Linked DNA regions of Mus musculus: region 1 is linked to region 2. The links are chromatin loops, found by intact Hi-C in ENCODE. Cell type or tissue: left cerebral cortex. All regions are shown on one strand. Each heading gives the region's core, and the rest is flanking DNA. Links, peaks and the distances in the headings are about the cores only. Region 1 has its middle 6.9 kb from the start of Spata7. Region 2 overlaps Galc (galactosylceramidase).

Region 1 (12,684 bases), core at 2,496-10,495, 410 kb before region 2:
CAGCAACCCGTTCTTGAACTTTTAGGCTGGATGGATAAGTCCTTGTTGTGGTATCATATAGCAGTATTCCTGGGCTCTGCCCACTAGAAGACCACAACCCATTAATTGCAACCTAATTGCAACCAAAAATGTCACTAGGTATTGCCAAAGGTTGCCTGAGGAGGAAACTACATCCCATTTGAGAACCTCTGTAGTCACAGAAAGCATACTGGATTCCGAGCCAGATTTGCTGAACTTTGAGCGTCTAGATATTATGGTTGGTTTTTATGGCACCCTAGTGAAAGTTAGAACCTCCAGAATAGGGAGGCTTTCCGGATTTCCTTAAATGATTTGGAAGGGGCTGGGGAGATGGCTCAGCGGGTAAGAGTACTGACTGCTCTTCCAGAGGTCCTGAGATGTTGGCTCACAACCATCTGTAATGGGATCTGATGTCCTCTTCTGGTATATCTGAAGAGAGCAATGGTGTACTCATATGCATTAAATAAATAAATAAATAAATAAATAAATAAATAAATAGATAAATTTTGATTTTGAAGACCCACTCTGATTGAAGGTGTTATCATCTACTAGCAGTCCAGATGTAAACGGTCATGGCTGAAATTCACCTCTTCTGGCTTGTCCTTTCCTCAAGTTGCTTTCTTCTGCTGCTGTGGTTGAATCCTTCCACACCAGAATCAGTTCTTTTTAGTTTTCTATCAGGATCTAAGGTTCAGCAGCTCTCTCTTTCAGGTTTTTTTTTCACCAGATCAGGACAGCTGAGGCATCCAGCCTTGTGGACAGAGCAACTATGCCAGCCTCCCCAGTGAGAGATGGGCACCATGGGGTGGGGGTGGGGGTGGGGGAGTTACTCTGACTACAGAGGCACTCAAGGATGAAGAAACTACTGAGTTCTCAGCCTCTCAGCTGTAATTCAGCTGTATTTGCTATTTGTAAGCTGACTTAATAAGTACACACACACACACACACACACACACACACACACACACACACACATCCTGTTGGGTTCTGCTCGTTTATAGAACTCTGTGGACAGTGCTATCTCTAGGCAGCTCATATAGAGGAATTTCAATCCAGCAACATGGCTACTCTGGCTGGAATAGACACACCTTGAGTACACCCCTTTAATCCCAAGCAATAAAAGTAAGGTTAGTTTACAGAAGGAAGGAGCATGTTTGAAAGGGCAGGTCAGTGAGTCAGTGTAGTTAAATTCAGTCAGTTGGGGTCAGTGCAGTGAGCGTGGTGAAGTGGATTGGAGTTCATTCGTGAGTTTATGCAGTTCAGTGCAGGTCCACAGAGGCAGGTAAAGCCAGAGAAGGATCAAGAAGATTAGAATAAATTGCCAGAGTTAGTTTGAAGCCAAACAGAGCAATTCAGTGAGAAGCTGAGAGAAGCCAGTTTGAATCAGTCATCTTGGTGAGGGAGGAGTTTGAGCCAGAATAGCTGAGTTAAACCAGCCATCTGGAGTTCAGAAAGACCTAGCAAGGGTGAGTTTATCCAGCAGTTAGCCTCCAAGAGTACAACTACATTAGATGAATAAAAAATATTTTGTAATATGGCTTTGGATTGTGTAGAAAAGCAAATTGAGCAAGCCTTGAGGAGCAAGCTAGTAAGTAGTGTTCCTCCAGGGTCAGCTTCTAGGTTCCTGCCTTGAATTCCTGTCCTGACTTCCCTTCATGATACACTGTAAATTGTAAGTTGAAATAAACCATTTTATCCCTAAGTTGTTTTTGGTGGAGGTGTTTTATCATAGCAATAGAAATAAGATAGCTAGGATAGCTTACAAGTTTGATCATGAATTAAATTTTAAGCCGGGCTGAGCCACAGGTCCCTGTTTATGTAAATGAAAGGGATGCTGGAAATCGTGCATATAAAAGTGTTATGATATGGACATTGCCTGTCCAAGAAAATGTGGTACTCTGCATGTGTCAGGGTTTTCTTTTCTAAGACTTCTGTTTCAGAAGAGCCAAATATAAAGAGAGCTAGGCTTAAGGAAAGTAAATCAGAAATCCTATAACAATGAAAGGAGGGAAAAAAAAAACAGGAGTACTACTCAGCTATTAAAAACAATGAATTTATGAAATTCTTAGGCAAATGTATCTAGAGGTTATCATCCTGAGTGAGGTAACCCAATCACAAAAGAACACACATGATATGCACTCACTGATAAGTGGATATTAGCCTAGAAACTTAGAATACCCAAGATACAATTTGCAAAACACATGAAACTCAAGAAGAAAGACCAAAGTGTGGATACTTCGTTCCTCCTTAGAATGGGGAACAAAATACCCATGGAAGGAGTTACAGAGACAAAGTTTGGAGCTGAGACAGAAGGAAGGAAGGAAGGAAGGACCATCCAGAGACTGCCCTACCCGGGGATCGATCCCATAATCAGCCACCAAACGCAGACACTATTGCATATGTCAGCAAGATTTTGCTGACAGGACCCTAATATAGCTGTCTCTTGTTAGGCTATGTCAGTGTCTGGCAAATACAGAAGTGGATGCTCACAGTCATCTATTGGATGGAACACAGGGCCCCCAATGGAGGAGCTAGAGAAAGTTCCCAAGGAGCTAAAGGGGTCTGTAACCCTATAGGTGGAACAACAATATGAACTAACCAGTACCCTCAGAGCTCATGTCTCTAGCTGCATATGTAGCAGAAGATGGTCTAGTCATCCATCATTGGGAGGAGAGGCCCTTGGTCTTGCAAAGATGATATGCCCCAGTACAGGGTGGGTTGGGGAGGAGGGCAGGGAGAGGGTATTGGGGACTTTTGGGATAACATTTGAAATGTAAATGAAGAAAATATTTAATAAAAATTGTTTAAAATAAAAAAAAGAATTTTACTAGAAAAAAAAAAAACCCAAACAAACCAGAATCCAAGTTATGACAATGCCCAGAATACTGGTATGTTAAGACATAGGGAGGAGAGAAAATTGCACTTGAAATATGATGATTCTATGTCTCCAACAATAGTTTGGATGATACAGAGTAAGGGGACCAAGGGAGATTGCAGCTGTGGGCCAGAGGTCAAGAACATCTACTGCTCCTGCAGAGGATCCAAGCTCAGTTCCCAGCTACCACATCCAGCAGCTCACAATTAACTTCAGCTTCAGGGCATCTGATACCTTTGGCCTCCAATGACTCCTTCACTGATGTGTGTACACCCACACATACTCAGTTAAAAATAAAATCTTTTTTTTAAAAGACAGAATTGGGTAGTATGTAGAAAGCAGAAAATTTTATTCCTACTCATTGTTACTTAAAATTCTAAGATTCCCTAAGGCATTCATTACACCATTAGCAACTTAAAAATCCACCTTGCTTGTAATACTGTGCATAATAGGCCTCCAGTAAGCATTTGCTGAGTTTGACGAGAGCTGAAATTTAGAGGGCAAACTGAAGAAGGCAACACAATGATTTGGGTCACTAGAAAGACATGCGAGCTCCTCTTATCAAAGCAGATAAAAATATAAAAATATTCTGCCCTGGGTCCTTTGGGTATATATTATGGCTTCCATTTTTGTGGGTATTTTTTTTAAATATGGAATTCCTGTGTGTGTGAACATGTATATCTCTACATGTATTTTTTTTATTATTATGGTTTTTCTTTGGCTAATTTTCTTGTTTTTGTATTATTCTCATTTGTTCGTTTTTGATTTGTTTTATTGTTTTTGGTTTTTTGTTTTTGTTTTTTTTTTTTGTTTTTGTTTTTGTTTTTTCGAGACAGGGTTTCTCTGTATAGCCCTGGCTGTCCTGGAACTCAATTTGTAGACCAGTCTGGCCTTGAAATTAGAAATTGTTGTGTCTGGCCAGTAGATCACAACCTGGGTTCTAGCCTGGAAAGGCATTTTGGAAACCTGGAGGAGAAGAGGGGCTGGGCTGCGCGAGATAAGGAAGGAACCAAGACAAAGCTCTCTGCTCAAGGTTCAATTTTTACTATTTCGGCACTCCGTTATAAAGGAAGGGGTAGGGGCCCAATTCCCGCCAAATAATCTTGGAGTCCAGTAGCAGGGTAATCACGTGATGGCTTCAGAACAGCAAGGCGGCAGGTTCCAGCAGTAGGCTTGGCAGAAAGATTGAGCGGGAAGCTCCACCCCTGAGCAAGCAGGTTTCAGGCTGGGGGAGGGGAGACTACAAGAAATCTGCCTGCCTCTGCCTCCTGAGTGCTGGGATCAAAGGCGTCGTGCGCCACCACGCCCAGCTGTTTTATTGTATTTTACTATTATTCTTTAGATGCCTGTTTTCCAACAAGAGACCAAAAGTCTATGTGAATCTGGATGGGAGAGGAGGCAAGGAAGAACTGGGAGGAGTAATGGAGAGGAAACTGTAATCAGAATATATTGTATGGAGAAACCTAGTTCCAATGAAAGTTAAAGCATACTCTACTTTGAAGTAGGAAAGAGGCTGGCTGGTTGGGGGAGGGCTGCAGATGGGAGAAGGCCTTGAAGTTAGCATTCCCTGGTGTTTGACTTTCTCTGAGAACCATCCTCGGTTTGGTGTTTCTCTTTAAAGCCTCAATGTTGTTCTGTCCTTTCAAGAATGAATGCAACAGGGTCAGTCAATTTCCAGTTCTGCAATGAACATATTACTGCAAGTGAAATTTAACTTGTTCTTGGGTTTCACTCTGTGTGTGTGAACAAGAGACAACACCTTTTCCCAGAGACAATTCAAGTCTTGACCACAGGCACATACATAGCTGGTCTGAACTTATTGCGGGGTTAAGCTCCCAAGAGACCTTTCCACTTGGGATCAGTACTAGTTATATTGACCTCTGGGAAGGAGACATGATTCTGAAGACCCTTTGCTGGATGTATCAGCATCACTCCACATTCAGAAATTACTTTAGTAGTAGATTGCTGTTATTCATATTCAGAAATTGACACATCCATGTTTAGGAAAAAAATATGATCCTCTTGAGTGAATTGTCCAGTGGAGGACAATGGTTTCATTGTGTATGTGTTGAAAAGATGCTCAAAATTATGATTTGGATTTGGTTTTGATATTATCTTAGGCCACTTTTTATCTTATTTCTTCTCTCTATTGAAAATGTGGCTTTTAATTTTCTGCTTTATTTTTTATTTGTGTGTGTCTATGTGTGTGTGTGACTGCACTTGTGTGTGTCTCCAGAGTCCAGATGAGGACTTGAGTCTCCTAGAACTAGAGTTTCAGGCAGTTGTGGTTCGTACTGGGCTCGAACTCCAACCCTTTGTAAGAGCAAGACATGCTTCTAACTACTGAGCCAATCAACTCCCCAGCCTGCTCTTCTCTTATTTTAATGGTTTAGTTAGATCTCTCTAGTTGTATGATTTCTAAGCCTCTGGGGTGGTAACATAAATAAAAACAATTATGTATAGACAGTCTGTACCATCTGACCTAATAAAACATGTAGTCTGTGTTCATTTTATTTTAATGCTTTATTATTGTACACTTAATTTCTATTTTGTAGCTAGTACATTTCACAGTACAGAATGCTCCTAAAATGGTGCTTACCTCTGGACGTGCCTAGAAGTGTCAGTGAAAATTATCCACTGAATGCAGAAAAGTGACACAAGAGACAAAAGGTCAAAGCTCTATCATTGCTTTTATTGAGTTATTATAAAATATTATTATGACATTTAACATTTTAAATAACACTGTATTTATTTATGTGTGCATATGTATATATGTATGTATGTCTGTGCACACATATCAGAGCATGTGTGTTGGAGTTAGAGGGCCAGCTTTCTCCTCCCACTGTTGGGCTATCAGGCTTGGTGGCAAGTGTCTTTGCCTGCTGAGCTTTCTCTCCTGACCATGAAGGTTTTATGTTATTTAGTTTTAGTGTTTTTTTTTTCTCCTAATGTGAATGAGTCTGTCTGTGCACCATGTGCATGCCTGGTGTCCATGGAGGCCAGAAGGCTTCAGATTCCTTGGGACTGATGTTTTAGATGGTTGTGAGCCGCCATGTGGGTGCTGGAATTTGAACCCAGTTCCTCTGGAAGAGCAGCCAGTGTTCTCAGCCACTAAGCCATCTCTCCAGCCCCTCTACTAACATATCTTAATTCTGAAGGTTCTAAAGGACAAAAAGAAGGAAAATCATGGACTCCTTTTGGATTATCCATCAGGGCCAAGTAAAAACATATAGAATGAAAAGATGCACGAGCACTCACTCTGTGTGTCCTCAAACATTTAGAATGAAAAGATGTGTGGGTGCTTTGTGTGGCCTCAGTTCTGTACAAAGTCCTTTACGTTTCAGTGACTGAAAACTTCTGGGGAATCTGAGCTCCCCCCAACCCCTTTAAGCCATTTCTCAACGTGATTCATTTAAAAGGCAAGGGACACAATGTAAGTTTAAAGTGTGTGGGTATTGATCTGAAATGGATTAATTCTCTGCTTGTCACTAGAGGGGGCTTTAGGAAAGGCTTAAGCGCCATCCGAGTGAGAAAAATCAGCAATGTGCAAGCAATATTAACCCACAGGTCTCTTACCCAGGGACTGTAAGGTGCAAGCACTGTAAGAAATGACTCTTGGCGGGCTGGTGAGATGGCTCAGTGGGTAAGAGCACCCGACTGCTCTCTTCCGAAGGTCCAGAGTTCAAATCCCAGCAACCACATGGTGGCTCACAACCATCTGTAACAAGATCTGATGTCCTCTTCTGGAGTGTCTGAAGACAGCTGCAGTGTACTTACATATAATAAATAAATAAATCTTTAAAAAAAAAAAGAAATGACTCTTGGGTTGGGTTGTTTCAGTTATAGTTAAAGGCAGAAGGAGAGCTTCTCTTTCAAGGGCAGGGTAAGCTTAGGCTATGATCTAAAAGTCCTCATAAAAACAATCTCCATCATTGTCAACCTATAATTTGATTTTTCTTAATTTTATTGTTTAAAGCAAGAGACAGTAGGAATGTCTATAATTCTTTGTGAAGTAATATGCGTCTAATGGGAATACGGGTATACAAACAGTGATAATAAGATCTACTGACCTCAAGTGATCATTCTGACTTATCTTAAGCAATAGAGAACACTGATCCCCGAACATAAACAGACTCTTGTCCCTGACCACTCTCATGAGCTATGAAACCACATAGGGTTTTATGTATTTTTGTGGTATTAGATATTGAACATCGTACTTCAGGGTCTTATGTTTTCTAGACAAGCAAGCTCTCTATTGCTAAGATATACCTGGCCCTTAGTTTTTGTTTATTTGTTTCGAGACACGGTTTCTCCAAATTGGCTTTTAGCTCATGATATTTTTTTGGGCCTTTACCTTCTGAGTTCTGAGATTACAGATTCAACCCACCACACATTGCAGCGGTTCTCAACCTGTGGGTTGTGACCCCTTTGGGGGGCATCAAAAAATAATTCATGGGGGTTGAATATCAGATTCCCTGAAGAGCTGGTGTTTACATTACAATTGATAACAGTAACAAAATAACAGTTATGAAGTAGCAATGAAATAATTTTATGGTTTGTGTGTGGGGGGGGGGGATGTCACCACAACATGAGGGACTATATTAACGCAGCATTAGGATGGTCGAGAAACACTGCCATAGTGCTTAGATTGCACTTTAAAATAGTTTTACTTTTATTTTATGTGTATGTTTGTGCACCGTGTAAGTTCAGTGTCTGTTCAGGCCAGAAGGGGATGATGTTGGATGCCCTGGAACTGGAGTTACAGACAGCTATGAGCCACCATATGGGTCCTCTGAGAGAATAGCTGATACTCCTCACTGCTGAGCCTCCTCTCCATCTCTCCCTACACATCTTAATATGCTTATCGCCACAATCCAGTTTTATGGCCCCATGTGTTTGAAAAGTGCACAAGACTGTATTTCAGTAGGCAGCTTGGCTGGCTTCTTGTTACCACATTTATTCACATTTTGACCTTTTGGTGAAGGCTGCCAAGATTTCAACATCAGGTCCACTGATAATTGTCACAGCCCTCCGTCTTTGTTTCTTCCCAGCTGTGTTCTTCAAATATTTTCATTCAATTAAGAGAACAAGTCTCTATGAAGATAACTCACTCATTTGTTGGTTACTAGGCAACATGTTCTTATAGTCTAGGAACATTTTATATACTCTTCTCCTGCCAATCAACTGTCACAATGAGTTAGAAGGATACCCAGCCTAAGGAGCCAATTATTTGTACTGAAGGCACTCACTCTCTGTTTATAGATGGCACTGCCCCTGAGAACAGATCATAACAACAACAACAACAACAACACACACAAAGAGAAAAACAAAAGTTACAACCAAGTTGTTCATCTAGCCAGATAATTCCACTTAAGAAAAGAATTTAGAGATTATATTTCTCATTCACTTGAACCAAATATCTTCCAAGAAGCAACTTAAGGGAAAAAGGGTTTATTCTGGTTCATGTGTTGAGAGGTGCAGTCTATTACAGCGAGAAAAGCATGGTGAGGTTCCTGGCAACTTGCAGCCCCGTCGATGGGAACTTGAGGCTGCTTGTCCATATCTTATTGCATGAAGAAACAGAGGGCTTGGGCTGGTACTGGACGGGCGATAACGCATAAGTCCTGTTCTGTGGAATTAGACCAGGCTATAACACATAAGTCCTGTTCTGTGGTTCTGTTTGCCAGCAAGGTTCCAAGTTCAAAAATTTATGCAACCTTCCCAAAACAATGTCCCCAGGAGGAGATCAGTTAGCTGATCAAACACATGAGCCTATGGGACCTATGGCCATTTTATATCCAAATGTAACAATTTGTTTAGAAGTAACTCCTTTAGAATGGTTAAGCAAACAAGCTTAGAGAGTGGAGGTGAGCGTGACCCTTGACCCCTCAGACATCATTCTGTCTCTTATTTGACTCAGTTTATTTTCTCTCTTGCCTTGCTGTAAACTCTTTTCTGTAAACAATTAGCATTTTTGAGGTTGGAGAGCTGTCTCAGCAGTTAAGAGCACTGACTCACAACCATCTGTAATGAGATTCTGACGCCCTCTTCCGAAGGTCCTGAGTTCAAATCCCAGCAACCGCATGGTGGCTCACAACGGTCTGTAATGAGATCTGGCACCCTATTCTGGTGTGTCTGAAGACAGCTACAGTGTACTTATATATAATTATAAATAAATCTTTGGGCTGGAGCAAGAGATCCTCAATTCCCAGCAACCACATAATGGTTTACAACCATCTGCACAGCTACAATGTATTCATATACATTAAATAAATAAATAAATAAATAAATATTAAAAAACAATTAGTATTCTTAATGCTTTGTGTTTTAAAGCAAAATCTAAATTATCCACCAGTATGAAATTGTCTTTTTGGGCTGGTACAATGACTCAGCAGGTAAGATCACCAACTGTTCATCCAAAGGTCCTGAATTCAATTCCCAGCAACCACATGGTGGCTCACAACCATCTGTAATGAGATCTGACGCCGTCTTCTGGTGTGTCTGAAGACAGCTACAGTGTGCTTATCTATAATAATAAATAAATCTTTGGGCCAGAGCAAGCAGAGAGTGAGTGGGGTTGACCGGAGAGAGCAGAGGTCCTAAATTCAATTCCCAACAACCACATGAAGGCTCACAACCACCTGTACAGCTACAGTGTACTCATATACATAAAATAAATAAATAAATCTTTAAAAAATAAGCTGTCTTTTCTAAGGTTTATTTTTATGTGTATGGATTTGTTTTACTGCATATATGTGTTATATGTGTAGCATATATATTTATACATGCATATCACATTCATGCCTGCTGCACATGGAAGTCAGAAGAGGCCCCCTGGGTGGGTTATTGCTGGTTGTGAAGCACCATTGCTGGGAACTGGACCTGGATCCGCTGGAAGAGCGCTCTTCACCACCAAGCCATCTCTCCAGTCCATAATTTCATTTTTAAAGAAGCTTTTGGAGGGGCTAGGAGGAAGCCAGAAAACACTAAATCAAAAGGATCCTGGAGAAGATAAATTGTGATCCTACAGACCTGGTTCCCTGGCTCCTGATTTAGTGCTTACTAAGTCTGTGAATGGGCAGCGAGACAAAGGATCCCAGTGTCTTGATTAATCATGCTCACTCCCTTAGCACATGCTCCCCAAATAGTAGAAAAGTGATGTTTATAAATACTCATGGCCACACAAAATGGAGAAGGTGAGTTTGCCTAAGTGTTTCACCTTAGACAAACCAGTCCTAAAAACTGTCATTGATAAATGAGATAAAATATAATTTAAAGTAACATTTTTCATTTGGAAACAGCATCTTACTATGTAGGATTGACTAGCCCCGGAACTTACTGTGTAGACCAGTCTGGCGCCAGACTCACAGAGATCCTTCTGCCTCTGCCTCCCAAACACCGGGGTTAAATATGTATGCCACCGTGCCTGTCCTAAAGACCTGGCCTCTGGGGCCTGGCAGAGGGCCAAGGAACTAACTCGCTAAGGCTCTAACAGTCTTCGGACAAGAACTACACAGACGAGGATAAACTGCAGAGCTCGCTCACACCCTGGCAAGGATACGCTCTGCTCTTTCCTGTTGACTGAGGTCCCCGATGAATGGAATCCTATCTGCTGACAGTGGTAACTTACTCAATAGAAAACCCCTCTCCTTCGGCTTCCTTCTCTTCTCTGTCTCACTTCTATTACCCTGCTGGACACCTAGCGAGATTTACTTTTCTCATGAATTACTGCACTTGAGTCTTCAACCAGGGTCAGCGTCAGGAGAGGGAAACTGTGACAAGCCAAGCTCTCTGTGAACCATGAATATGTGCTGTCCCTTCTGCCAGTCTCACGGGCATAATGGTGTTTTACAGGTGAAGAAACCAGGTCCTTCATTAAGCGCGGGCAGCCAATGGCAGCAGAGCCTGGTTCAAAGTAAGTTGATTCCAGTCTACGCTTAATGGTTGTAGACTGCCACTTGCCACTCTGGCAGGATCTCTGAAGGAATCCAACTCCTGATGATCCTTTTGAAGCAGCTAAAAGCTCTGAATGACTGGAGAGCATGTAAGAGGATCAGAGAGAATCCCATCGCGTTCTGAGGGAAATGTGATCCAAAGACCATGTGCCTCGTGCATAATTATTACAGAAGTAATACATGGCAGTGTTTCAGTTTATGGAAACCATTGATGTTACTTTTTCTCGCCTTTCCCATAAATAAATAAATAAATAAATAAATAAGCAAGCGAGCATATTTTTCCAGGGTGAAATAATTGTTTTTCATCTTAAGACAAGTGGCAGTCATTTTAGGTCAAGAGCAAAGGAATCAACTTAAGGGAGGGAGAGAAACTGGACTCCATGGCGCCCCCATGTCATGTCAGAGAATAACGCATGCTGCTCTTTAAAGAGTGAAGATTTAGGGGCTGGAGAGGACTCTGTGGTGAAGGGCACTTGCTGCTCTTGCGGAAGACCTGAGTCTGGTTTCTAGCACCCAAGTCAGACAGAATACAACTGCATGTAAATCTAGTTCTAAGGGATTGGAAGGCCTCTGGCTTCCACAGGCACCCATATTCACACACACATACACACACACACACACACACACACATACACACACACACACACACACACACACACACACACACACACACACACACAATTTAGGAGGAGTGGACACTGGTGTTCAGAGAACACTCTTAGTGCTAAGGAGTGTGTGTGTGTGGTCTGTGGTACACGAGGAAGGGGCATGCACTGAGAAACAAGAGCTTTACAGTGTCTGTTGCCCTGGCAACAAGGGCCGTGCAAAACACATTTCCTGTTCATATTTAAATTTTTTATTATGAAGCGACCTTCGAGGTTCTTTTACAGTTGGCTGAGTACAGGAAAGGTGTTTGTTGTGAGCACTTATACTGTTTGTCTGAAGAGTGTCTTCCCCCTTCGCTTCCAATAGGAGACCCATCTCGGATCCTTATGATATGGGCTCCCCTTTCTGTCCTTCCCAGGCCCTTCTTGTTCCCTATCCATTGATTATCACAGGAAGGGGCAGAGTCCTTGGTCTAGCAGAGCACTCCCAGCTAGATGGCTACAGGGACTGAGGTGCATTCAGGACCCTAGAGGCAAGCATCCCACTTCCCCAGAGTATCCACGTCCTTCTCGGCACATAATTGCTGCTGCTACTCCCTGAAGCTTCTCTTTATAACTAGGAGCTGTGAGTTCTGGGCTACTGACAGCTACCTTGCTCTGTGTGGGAAAGAGGGAGGAGAAGGAGAGGGGCAATGAGAAAGAGGATGAGAAAGAAGAGGAGGAAGAGGAGACAGCCTTAAACACATTATTTTACCCCTCCTCAACTATACCTCTGGCTGAGTGAGTTATGCCTCTGGCCCTGCCAGTTTTATGAGCTAATATATTTATTGCTGCCACTAGCAATAAGAGTCTCGAGAAAGCATTTAATATATAGGTAGTATGTCATGCTCTAAGACATCTTTTAATAGCATCATGTCTAGTGTAAATTTTCTCAAGTTGTTGTAAAAGCTAGCTGTTGGAGGCTGTTGGAGGCTGTTGGAGGCGGGCACTCACTGGCTGCTCTGTTACATCCCAGAGCATCATTTCTCTCACGTAAGGTTTTGTGACTTGGTATGCTATTGCTCAGTCACAGCATCACATGACTTTTGAGTCCCACCCATGAGAAAGCAAGCCTCTTTGCAGTTCTTTGGGTCCTCCCTGCATGAAGGCACAAATCTGCATTTGATATTAATACATCTTCAAGGCCTCTCTCTCAACTCCCCTGCTATTAAAGCTCCAAGCTCAGGCTCGG
Region 2 (12,684 bases), core at 2,146-10,145:
CTAAAATAGGAACGGATCAGCAGCTTTCCCCACATAGCTTTCCTCACATTCCCCATGTGAGCCCCACTGACCTGTCACGTGACCCTCACTGTCCTCTCAGGAAGCAGAAAACAGATTTCCTTTTCAGATGCTTATCTCAGTAGCTGGTGTTTCCTCCCAGAGTGAACGTCTCAATTTCCTTCATATCTGTGAAGATATGTCACCTCAAGTGTGGGTTTCTTCAAAGCCTCACTCACTGGGCCCAGTGTCGGGCTCTGTGGGTCTCATCACAGGCTCCCCACCACTTTGCTGTCCTGGAGGTTGGGGATTTGCCTTATTTTGCTTTTAGTCCAGGGGTTTATGGTGCTTGGAACTGGGTGACTTCTCAGGAAAGATTTCCAAGAATAAAGAGGCCCCAGAAAATAGGTTAATTACATCATCTATTTGACTTAATCTGATGGATTTTTAATAATGATTAATGTTATAGTTAGCTAGTCAATATCAATGGTTACATGCCCATTAGGCCACTCTGTACTTGTATAATAGTTTGCTAGAAATAACATAATCAAATTGATCTCCTGCATAGGAATATTGTTAATCCTGAGGCAGAATGTGGCATCAGATATTCATGGTTCTGCATCTATTTACCCTTAAAGCAATGATACGATGCTAAACCCTTTAATTCAGTGTAGATAAAACTCATTAAAGTTTCAAAGGAGGTTTGAGCTCAAGCCCACATTAGTTATGTGGGGATTCAAACGGCTCCAGAGGGCTACGCTTATTACAGGACTATGCTCTAGGGAGTATTTCCCCGGGGCCACACTTCGAGGTGAACTAAGCAAGACCTTTATAAACATGTGGTTTAATTCTCAGTGTATTGTTAGCTTCAAGAAGGCTAACTGTGACACAGAGTCAGCCTACTAATTGAAATCTGAACTGACTATACGATGAACAGATTTTAAGTTTTATTTCTTATTGTAAGATGTTTCTTGAGGTGTCTGTGGGCTTTGTGGGTTCTTTTCTTTAGCAAGGCTCTGAAAGAAGCAAGCAGGCTGCTGAGTTACATTAATTGAATGTACCCAAGCTTTAGAGAGCTTACAGTGTAATGGAAGAGTAGGGTGACAGATAGACCTTCAGGTATCTTGTCATTGGCACCCCCCATCTGGTGAAATTCTATAAAATATTATTTATACACTTCTAAAATACCCTTAAAGTTGTCAAGGGCCTGGGTACTTATTTCTGGTCTTCCTCACGTGTTTAGGAGGTCCTAACAGAATGGCTGTTCACGCTTATTTCTTTTACCGCTCCCCAGCACCTGTCCTTGAACGTGGGGCTGTCTTCTCTTTCAGCTCCTTGACGGCAGCGGCAGTTTCACACTGGAACTGGAGGAGGACGAGATATTTACGCTCACCACTCTGACCACAGGTCGCAAAGGCAGCTACCCTCCCCCTCCCAGCTCGAAGCCCTTCCCAACCAACTACAAGGATGATTTCAATGTTGGTAAGCAGTCTTAGCCAGGCGCGACCTGTCATCCACCTTCTGTAGACGTAGGGCAGGGCTTCTTCTTGTCAGACTGGACGGAGAGTAGCCCTTGGAGCAGTGGCTCTCAGCCTTCCTGATGCTGCAATGCTTTAATCCAGTTCCTCATGCTGTGGTGACCCCCAACCACGACATTATTTTCATGGCTACTTCATAACTGTAATTTTGCTACTGCTATGAATTATAATACAAATATCTGATAAATAGGATGTCCAGTTTGTTTGAAACCCCAGAGGGGTCGCGACCCACAGGTTGAGAAGCACTGCTTCCGCGTTTTATTTGGTTCAAAGGTAGCTAGTGTTTCTAGTTCTTTGATGTGGATTTTTGTTTTTCAGTTCCAGAAGAAATGCAGAAGTCATTGTGAGAATGAAAGTTATAATTCTAAGTTGTTCTGGGTGAAACTTAGGGTGTATAGCTAGGTGCTGCCGTCCTGGAGGCATGTGGAGGCTAAACCACCTTATGTATCTTAGTACGAGGGACTTGAGTGCCTAACACAGTTATGATGTAATGAGGGGCTCCAACTCATTGTTTACTGGGGGGTTATAGTCTAGCTCTCAGGTCTTTAGGGGGATCTGCTGTAAAGTGATTAGAAAAGCCTTGATGGGTAGGTAACTGGGGGAAACCATATGAAAACAGAAGGCATGCGCATTGTGTTTGCATCTCAGAGGACCCAGCAAGAACAGCATTTGGTGGGATTGAAGGTTTCAGAGAAGAGTCAGGTAGCTCTGTTCTTGCTGGGTCCTCAGAGTTGACAACTGTAGAAAAGCAGCACGCAGAGGATTAGCATTGCCAGTGTGACGTACCGTACCCCGTGCAGGGGCCAGCCCCGCTTGTTGCACCCAACAAGGGGACTCTGCCACTCACTGCTGGCTCTCGCAGTCCATGACAGGACATGAACTTTCAGCTGATTGGCTCTAGTACAGGCATCTGGTCAATTATTTGGATATATTTCCAAATACATCACACACACACACACACACACACCCTAAACTTTGTTTCTAAGTATTATGTTTTATAAATTAGTCAAGTATTTCACAGTGTATCACCGATATCAGAAAGGAGAGATCTGGTAAGGGCTTGCTAATCAGCCGCTGAGATACTAAGTGGAGGACTTACTTTTTGTGTTCTGAACAGAGTACCCACTTTTTAGTGAAGCTCCGAATTTTGCTGATCAGACTGGCGTGTTTGAGTACTACATGAATAATGAAGACCGTGAGCACCGCTTCACGCTGCGCCAAGTTCTCAACCAACGACCTATTACCTGGGCTGCAGACGCTTCCAGCACAATCAGTGTTATAGGCGATCACCACTGGTGTGTGAGAGATGCCCTCAGTGTATACGCTTGCGATTTGGGGTACATTCTGAGTGAAGGGATTCCAATAGGCCGTCTCCTGTCAAGAACCTAATAGGTGGTGGGTCAGAATTATGTGACCTCAAGTGATCAAATTAGCTTCCATGTCCTCCCTTTAGATTATGCCAGTTTGAAGATAATTGCGGTCAGAGAAATCCAACTTTAATGGGAAAATTGAGGATTTCTGGACCTGATTATAGGTTAATATTTATTTGCAGGCTTTGTGAAGTGTTTTACCAGATTTGATTTGTTAAGCTGGTGTTGCCACCTGCTGGACAAACAGTAGAATTACACTGCCTTAGCTGGTGTAGGGTGCCTGACAAATACAGAGGTAGATGCTTGCAGCCAACCACAGGGTCCCTAATGGAGGAGTTAGAGAAAGGATCCAAGGAGCTGAAGGGTTTGCAGCCCCAAATGAGGAACAACAATATGAACTAACCAGTACCCCCAGAGCTCCCAGGGACTAAACCACCAACCAAAGAGTACACATGGTGGGACTCATGGCTCTAGCTGCATATGTAGCAGAGGATGGCCTAGTCGGTCATCAATGGGAGGAGAGGCCCTTGGTCCTGTGAAGGTTCTATGCCCCATTGTAGGGGAATGCCTGGGCCAGGAAGCTGGAGTGGGTGGGTTGGGGAGCAGGGGGTAGGGGAAGGGGCTAGGGGGTTTTTGGAGGGGAAACCAGGAAAGGGGATAACATTTGAAATGTAAATAAAGAAAATACCTAATTAAAAAAGAAAGAAAATAAATTTAAAGACATATGCCAAAAAAAAAGGGAGAAGCTAAGGAAAGATTGTCCCAATGGTCCCCCATATGCAATATTGCTCGTGTGTAAAAGTCTATAATTATAAAAAAGTTTGAAGTTTTATTCCAAAATCAAACTGAGGATGCCAAGTGGACTTTTTCTATAGTAGGATGAAAACGATGGTTGCTTTGAATGAATGGCATGAGACAATGAACATACTTTGCATTGTTAGCAGAAGTGTTAAGGATATAGATCTACACTGAGAGGAAAGTGCACAGAGATGGTGGCTGCTTCAGCTTGTATTTGAAATGTCCCCTACAAGGTGCCTAGTCTGTTTATGGAAGTAATGGAGCGTTTGGAAAGTGATGTATTGCTGAATGGGTGGCCTCTGTTTTGGGTTGTAGCTTTTTTCCCCTCTTTATCCATGTGAGAAGCCATTGCCACCAGGGAGTCTCTCCACAAAGGCTTTCCTACATCAATGGGCTGAAGTCTGTCTGAAACTTTCTGCCAAAATACAGTTTTTCTCCTTTAAAAAAAATTAAGTAGACAAGCTTTACTTTTTTTTTTATTACTTTTATTTTTTTTTTTTACAGTCCACTTGTTATCTCCTCCCTGTCTACCGTCCCACAGTTCCTCATCTCATTCCTCCTTCTGCTCCTTGTCTCCAAGAAGATGGTTTCTCCCCCCTTCCCCTACCCCAGGCCTCCCCACTTCCTGGGGCCTCAAATCTCTTGAGGGTTAGGCATGTCTTCTCTCACTGAGTCCATACCTGGCACTCCTCGGCTGTATATGTGTTGGGGGCCTCATATCAGCTCCTGTATGCTGCCTTTTTGGTGGCTCAGTGTCTGAGAGATCCTAGGGGTCTGGGTTAGGTGAGACTGCTGGTCTTCCTATTGGGTCACCCTCCTCCTCAGCTTCTTCCAGCCTTTCCCTAATTCAGCCACAGGGCTCCCTGACATCACTCCAGTGGTTGGGTGTAAGTATCTGCTTCTGTCTCAGTCAGCCGCTTGTTGGGCCTCTCTTGGAGGGCTGCCATGCTAGGCTCCTGTCTGTGAGCTCACCATAGCATCAGTAATAGTGTCAGGCCTTGGAGCCTCCCTTGAGATGGATCCCAAGTTGGACCTCCTTACCCTCAGGCTCTTCTCCATTTTTGTCCCTGTGGTTCTTTTAGACAGGAACAATTCTGGGTCAGAGTTTCTGCGTGTGGGATGGCAACCCCATCCCTCTATTTGATGCCCTGCCTTTCTGCTGGAGGTGGAAGTTCCCTCTCCCCACTGTTGGGTATTTCCAGCATGCTTTTCTGCTCAGGGCACCCAGAAACTCCCCTGCACTAACACCTTTTTGCCTAATTTCCATGTGATTTGGTGTTTTGGGTTTATCCTGTTTTATATTCGAATGTTATATCCTCTATTCCAGCAGCGAGATTTGTTCAGAGAGCCACAGAGACACCATGCCTGCGACTGTGGGCTGGTGAGGGAAGTGGTCAACCCCTGATGGCAGATGCATCATGCTCAACTTGTAGATTGGGAAAGGGAGTTCTGCAATGAGATAACACCCACGATTCCATTACCCACACTTCCATTACCCACACTTCCATTACCCACAATTCCATTCCATGTAAATGGCAGAACTGGGACCTGGCCTGTGTCTGCCGGAAGCCTTGCTTTAATCGGCCAGTCTTCTTCCTCAGAGGGAGACAGGGAAAGATCAGTTGTGTGCAGCGCTGCTTTAGTAAGGCAGTCAGGCCTCAGCACTGCTGTGTGTGCCTCAGAGCCCTGCCTCAGCCCTAGATCCTGATGAGAACCAGTATGGTAATTTGAGCAGGAAGGACGGGCTTTGCTGAAGAGATATGTAAAGAGATTTCTGTCTCTTTGTAAGCTTTGGTTGTGATCTGAAGATCTCCACAAAATAACCTCCTCTTGCTCACAGCTGAATTCTCTATTACATGTGTGTTCTCTCTCTCCCTCTCTCTCCCCCACTCCTATAAGATAGGGTTCAGCTGTACACAATTCTCTTAAGAAACTTTGAGGAACGTAAAGGAGACGTAAGGATCCATTATCCCCCTGCCTCATGTCCAGAACAGATGTCTTGGTGTCCTTGTCTTACTTTAGATAAATTGTAGGATTTGTTACTTGACAGGATGTGCATGCCTTCCCTATTTGCGGTTACATGCTGAGTATGAAGTGGTTGCTTACAGGGAGTGATAGTATTGTCTCAGGAGGAAAGGGCTGTACCCGGGAACATCTTTAAGCGGAAAGCAGCCGGGAGGAGAGCTTACTGTAAAGGCTGTGGTGGTTCCTGTGTGGCAGACCATCCCTGTGGACCAGTGAACCTATGCACAGTGCTTTACTGCGTCTGTAAAGGTATCAGGCAGACAGCCTGTGCAGTGTAACACACTTCTCAAAATGAGGTTTGTGCACCAGCATCCTCAGATCATCTGGGAAGTTGAGATGGGAATATTCAGGGCCCACCTCAGACTTAGTGAATTAGGCGCTGGGGGACGGCGCCATCAGGCTGGGTTACCCAGCATCCCATTAGATTCCAGAGGTCTTGCTGCAGAATCAGAACAAAATACTATCTTCACATGTTTTGAATTTATTTTTTATGAATATGGGTGTTTTTCCCTCATGTATGTGTCTGTATGCCATGTGTGTGCAGACCTGGCAGAGTCCATACAAGGCAGCAGATCTCCTGAAACTGGAGTTTTAGGCCATTGTAAGGCTCCTCGAGTGCTGGGAATCAAACCAGGGTCCTCTGGAAAGGCAGTCAGTGCCCTTAACTTCGGAGTCTTAGCTGTAGCCTCCAAACTGACTGTCATGTTAGAGTCAGAATTGAGTTAGATCTTTATTCAGGCATTTTTAAATCTTGATAGGTATAAATTATACTCTAGTCTCAAAGTAGCCTGAGTTCTGCAACTATCTCTTTATGGCCTGCATTTTCTCTGCTGGTGGAAATGTAAGTAAACCTTTCTGTTCACAGTCACTGAAAGCCACCTTTATGCAGCGTAGAAATGTTTCCTTTCAATGTCACACTTGCAGAATGACCAAGTGTTTTAGTATATCCAGACAAGAAACATGCTATTAAACATGCTTAAAGCTTATAAATATTGTCCAGCAACCCACTAAAAGAATCAACAAAGTTGATTAATTTAAGCTTGTTAAACTTAAAACAGTCATCAGTGTGCATTCTTGAAGCCCATCCTTGCTACGAGCTTAGGGTGTAGCGTGTCAGTCTCTCAACTGAAGACTGGAGGCTTGGCCATGCCGGTACTGGATCATAGCGTAGCTGACGAGGGTGATGTAACTGCCGCTTTCATTCTGCAGGACCAACATGACTGTGCAGTGCGATGTTTATATAGAGACCCCTCGGAGCGGCGGCGTATTCATTGCTGGAAGAGTGAATAAAGGTGGAATCTTGATTAGAAGTGCTACAGGAGTCTTTTTCTGGATTTTTGCAAATGGCTCTTACAGAGTCACAGCTGACCTGGGTAAATGACATGTTTTCACGTGTCACAACTTATTTTGAGCCTGTCTAAGTGTCTGTGTCTTCTGGGATGAATTTCAACATGTGCTGGCGAGTACTAAGCCGCTCAGAATCATAGCTATTTGATTTGTAAGGAAAAGGGCATCTCAGTAAATGAGAAAATAGCAGCAGAAAGGCCTTTAGGGCATTCGGGGCACGCAGTGATGTGAGGGGAAGGTTTGTGGAGAACCCGGTGAAGGGGTGACGGGAGAAGAGCACTCTGAGGAGACACTCAGACTAGAATGTTGGTGCTCATAGAAGTCAAAACAAGTGGAGCCTCTTCAGATGGAGAGCGCCTCTTCCCTAATATACGTGATACTTGGAAAGAGTTTGCCTCTCCTCACTGCCATGTCGCAGCAGCACCGGCCTGTGCAGAAAAGCTGCTGTGCAGGGCTGACACTGAGTTACGCCTAGCTCGCACGGCTGGAGTGACAAAGCCCCTGTGGTGGTAACTTCTTGATTCTCGGCCTCTTGACTTACTCCTGTATTAGTCTAATCCCCTCCCCTGCAAACCAATCTGTCCTATAGTTTTCTGCTCTTTGCCCCAGCCCTGTTAAGTAAAGGATTAAGGAGGTGACAGGTGGTAAGGATGCTACCCGTCCAGGACGTACCTCACTGAGTTTTTGATCCAAAGCAGAGCCAGAGACGTGAATTGATTTTCCCTGAAACCCCAAAACATGTCAGTGGTGGAATCGGAACTCGGGATTTCAGTCTGCAGCTCAGTCCCCATTGTTGTAGTTTTAAATCACCTGTTTGGTGTCCGCTCCTAGGTTTCTTCCAGCATCCAAATGTCATATGTGCAAAATTAGCTTATTCTCTGTCTATTTTAAGTCGACGCTGTTCATGTGAGCACATCCATTCACTGGCAGTCTTTTGCAGTCTTAGGCTGCTCCAACCAGATATAGGTTACCCATGGGCTTAGATGGTAATATAACAGACTGTAGTTAGTTTTAAGGTTTATCTCATTCATTCTGCTGTGAGTGTACATATTCCTGTGGTGTAGAATAGAATCTTAATACATGCTTGTGTAGTGTGTAGCTGAACGAGGGATTTTCCTTTTAAGTCAGTTGTAGATCTGGAAATGAAGGAGCATTGCTTCATTAACTAAGTATAGGTGCCACTTACAACCCTCCCTAGGTTGTTGATCCTACATAGGATTTAGGTCTTAAGAGTAAGCCAGTTGAGATATCCGTTTTGTGTTACAGGTGGATGGATAACGTATGCTTCAGGACATGCGGACGTTACAGCTAAACGATGGTACACACTCACCTTAGGCATTAAGGTGGGTCTTGCTGATGAGACAGGATGGAGATAAAATGTTTCTGTAACTTTCTAGAATTTTCTGTTATAAAACAAATGGAAGGATGTGACAAATGGTGAAAAGAGGGAGTCTGATGTGGAGTCGCCAGACATCCACCCATAGCATGGAGGTGTATGGCAGTGACTCTCATGGGAATCAGGAGTCTACTTTTCAGACCAGTGTTTCCTTTCTAACTTTGTTTTTGCCTTTTAAATTGAAGAGTGAGCAGTTAAGTCAACAAGTGAATTGTGGTTCTCAGTGTTCTTGAATCAAGAGTCTAAATACAACTTACAGGAGTATGCAGAGTCATGGAAACTTACTTCTGATCGTTTAGACTCATTGAAGTCTCAGCACAGTTTTCTACACTTTTATTATTAGAGGAGATACAGGAGAGTTCACAGGATGAGGGGAATCTGGCCAGCAGCAGCAGCAGCAGCATCCTTGGTTGATCATGAAGCAGATACTGAGTGTTTCCCAAAGGATGCTGTGCGATCTGCGATGTGTGCCTCTCCTGCAGCAGCCCCTTCCTGCTTCTGTTTAGGTTGTAAGCAGAAACTGAAATTGAGATTCAAAGAACAAATTTAAATTTGCTCTGTGTTCCCATCCAACCACTGAAAATGAGAATTCTCATTTTAAGTTGTTTATTAGTTAGAGTTGAGGACCGAGTTGGGATGTGAGGTAGTTTATTTGACCATACTCTTCCTAGTGCACATAATTTGCACCACTTCATAGCCACCCCTGCTGGGCATGCGTGGATTCTGTCCGGCTTGAGCTTGCACAGGTCTCATTTGTGGTGCAACAATTGTTGTGATTTCATATGTGTGTGTGTGTGTGTGTGTATGTGTGTGTATGTGTGTATCTCCCCTGCTATGTCCAGAGAACAGTTTTCCTTATAGTCACCCACTGCCTCTGGCTCTTATAATCCCTCTGCCCCCTCTTCCACCCATGATCCATGAGCCTTGGGAAGACCAGATGTGATATAGCATCCTATTTATGGTAGACCATTTAGAAGTCTCTCATTCTCTGCACCTAGACCAATTTGGGTCTTCGTGTTAATCACCATCTGCTGCAAAAGGAGGCTTCTCTGATGATGGTTGAAAGATGCATTAATCTATATATGGCTCTGGGCTTAAGTCATTAAAGGTTGGCTTAATATTATGTGTGCTGACTGGAATGATAGCAGGGGCGGGATCTCTCCTGGATCCTAAGACTTGTCTAGCCAAAATTTCTTGGCCCTGATGATGGTGCCAGGTAGGTAAGAGAGAAACATTGAAAGGTCTGTTCCTAGGTCCAGTTCTGCCACTAACGGATTTTTGAGACTGGGCAAATCAGTTAACTTCTTCCACCCTATGATGTAGCTTCAAGATCAGCCATGCTGTATGAGGAGTTGATTCTCAGGGCTGGGGAAACATTTTACTTGGAGAAGCCAGGCAGGAGGTAGATGGGCTTTGTGGTCCATGTGGTCTGTGCTGTACCTCTTCACCTCTGCTGTTAGTGTGAGAGAGCCATGGGAGAGAGCCATGGGAGAGAGCCATGGGAGACGAGATGAAAGATTAGTGTGCCTGCATTCCAGTGAAAGTGCACTGCAGAAGTAGGTGCTTGGCCCCGAGGCCACTGTTTGCTTGAGCTTTGTTCCAACTCAGTAACTTGGACGTGAGTGCACACATCATTATGAAGAAGTTTGGGGTCGTGTGATAAAATAGCCCCCTGCTCTGCCTCTCTAACTGGGGAAGTTAGAGAACTGAGTGATGGTTGAGTGTAGATGTAAATGGGGCAGAGAGCAAGCTGGGTATGAAAGGCTGCTGGTCTGGCCTTGTGAGAGGAGCACCTGGGGCTCCAGGCTGCCTGGAGCCTGGGGTGTGGGCCCAGGAGGCAGTGTGGCCCCATGGGATAAACTATGTTTAACATGGTGTGTGTGTGTGTGTGTGTGTGTGTGTGTGTGTGTCCGTGTCCATGTGTGTGTGTGTGTGTGTCCGTGTGTGTGTCCGTGTGTGTGTCCGTGTGTCCATTGATGACCCGGTGCTGACAGTTACTGCCCTAGAAGTGGCAGAGGATGTCCAGGAAGTGCTGTGAGACGGAGACAACTGGGCAGGTGTGTAGTCAGGGGCACTGGCTTCACATTGGGCATTAGGTGGCTTGGATTCAGTTCCTGGCTCCTCTGGGAAATCTTTGACATGGAATTTTAATCAGCCCAGGCCTCAGTGTCTTCATCTGTAAAATTAAAGAGCACTGTACTATCATTTTGAGACTGAAGATTTGTGTTGGGTTTTGGCCTGATAAAGACTCTCTAGGTCTTTATCTTTTGAAAGTAGCCTGTTTTATATGGCTAGCTGCAGACTTGGTGTACTTTTGAGTGTGTGCTCACAGTGTACTACAGCAGTGGTAATAAAGGTTGAAATTTAGTTTACTGTGTGCCAGCCAGATAGCGAGGGCAACGTAATGGCCACTTGCTGAGAAAGACATACTTGATTTCTTTCCATCATTACGAGTCAATCACACTTCATACACACTTCCCTCTTCTTTCCACTTTGCCCCATTTTTCTGCTTAACCCATGGCTACTGCTCTTCTGACCTAAGGGGAGGCGTTCCATATGGCTCTGTAGTAACATGCTCCTCATGGGGACAAAGAGAGTAAATTCAAGGCTAACTCCTGACTGAGTGCACAGTCCTTAATTAGACCTTACACACATAGCAGTTTGTAGCAGGCATTTGGGCTCCAGCAAACTCTGGAGGAATCTCTCCACTTAGTCAATGTACCAGTATGTGCAACTACTGAGTTATTTTAATGGACTTTTGTCTGAAGTTTCATAATACTATAAAATATTATGGGCATATTTTTGTGTTTTGATTTTGGATAGAACATCAGGAAATACTGAGATCTCATGCATTTGGGCAACTCTTTTTTTTTTTTTTTTTTTTGGTTTTTCGAGACAGGGTTTCTCTGTGTAGCCCTGGCTGTCCTGGAACTCACTCTGTAGACCAGGCTGGCCTCGAACTCAGAAATCCACCTGCCTCTGCCTCCCGAGTGCTGGAATTAAAGGTGTGGGCTACCACGCCTGGCTGCATTTGGGCAACACTTTAAACAGAGGTACTTCTTTCAGAAAAAAAAAAAGTTGCTGAAAATTTGTTTTCAGGCTTTTGCTGAAACACCTGCAATTGTATTTTACAGCTCTAGGCCTTCGATGAGGGAGACAAGGCATTTGTCCCACTAAGTAGCTGAGGCATATTCTTAAATAGACTTCAGAGCATTATTTCCATTTTCAAGGGATACATTTCTTTCTCCTGCAGGGTTATTTCGCCTTTGGTATGTTGAACGGCACGATCCTATGGAAAAACGTCCGTGTGAAATACCCAGGGCATGGCTGGGCTGCGATCGGAACACACACCTTCGAGTTTGCGCAGTTTGACAACTTTCGCGTGGAAGCTGCTCGCTAGTCCACACGGGGCGTCAAGACATGATTTGGATTTTCTATTTTTGATTTTGGTTCAGGGCGAATTCTGATTTTGATGGATCTATATATGAGCCTTTGAGGCTAACGATAATGAGGAGTAAATAGGGGACATGGTGCATTTTTGCTGGATCCTGTGAAAGGTTTATTTAGAGCCGATTCCAGAGGGGATGCAGGTAGTCTTTGACACTCTCTGTGGTAGCTCTCAAGGCCCACGGTTGTTCAGTCCCATCCTTCAGGGGTGCTTGGGCGGGTTCTGCCCTTGCAGCCTTCGCACTAATACCAAGGTAGCTCATTCCACATTGTTTGTAAATGATCGTGCAGGCAACTGGGGCCACAGAGGAGCTTTTGTGAGCCTAGCCACACGCCTCAGTCAAGGCTTCCTTAGAAGATGGTGATGCTCAAGGGGAAACTGATGAGCACTACAGCGAGTACTTCACTGTGCAGTCGTCTCTCCCTCTCCCTCCATCTCCCCTCCCCTCACCCATGCCCTCCCCCCCCCCCCCAGGATGATACTTTTGGAGTTGTGTGAGATGATGGTGGGATGATTTGACAATTACCTCATTAATAAACTAACACTGAAGCCATTTCTGCAGTAATAAAAAACAACCAGATTAACTGGGTTGTTTGTACTTTTTAACGATCTTACATCCAACTTTTAGATGTTATCACCCTTATAACCGCCTTGAGCACATTTCCCCCATATAAGCTGGTGCCGTAGGCGAATCTAACTGCTTCCCTGTTCATTTCTTGTGCCTTTTGCAGTGAGTCCTCACAAGGGGCTCTGAACGCAGCCCAG

Evidence for each region. Hi-C counts contacts between places; a loop is a spot of excess contacts. Peaks named below come from ENCODE experiments on the same cell type or tissue, not always from the same donor. Only the 100,000 strongest peaks of a DNase experiment are listed, where the experiment ranks them.
Region 1: a loop joins it to region 2, with 2.8 times the contacts of the local background. A loop is called at or near these places in 3 of 42 quality-filtered maps.

What each region holds. Positions count from the first base shown.
Region 1 is chr12:98,614,892-98,627,575 of GRCm38, reverse strand. No RefSeq gene overlaps it. Among named protein-coding and RNA genes, the nearest start is that of Spata7, 6.9 kb to the left of the region's middle. In left cerebral cortex, for the core only: a CTCF peak has its summit at 6,389; a DNase peak (open chromatin) is centred at 6,428.
Region 2 is chr12:98,203,128-98,215,811 of GRCm38, reverse strand. Galc (galactosylceramidase) reads left to right here. Exons shown (of 17, transcript NM_008079.4): 13 at 1,329-1,479; 14 at 2,653-2,830; 15 at 6,938-7,101; 16 at 8,342-8,418; 17 at 11,725-12,684. The coding sequence ends at 11,871. Among named protein-coding and RNA genes, the nearest start is that of Galc, 50 kb to the left of the region's middle. In left cerebral cortex, for the core only: a CTCF peak has its summit at 3,146 (motif pointing left); DNase peaks (open chromatin) are centred at 3,133 and 6,963.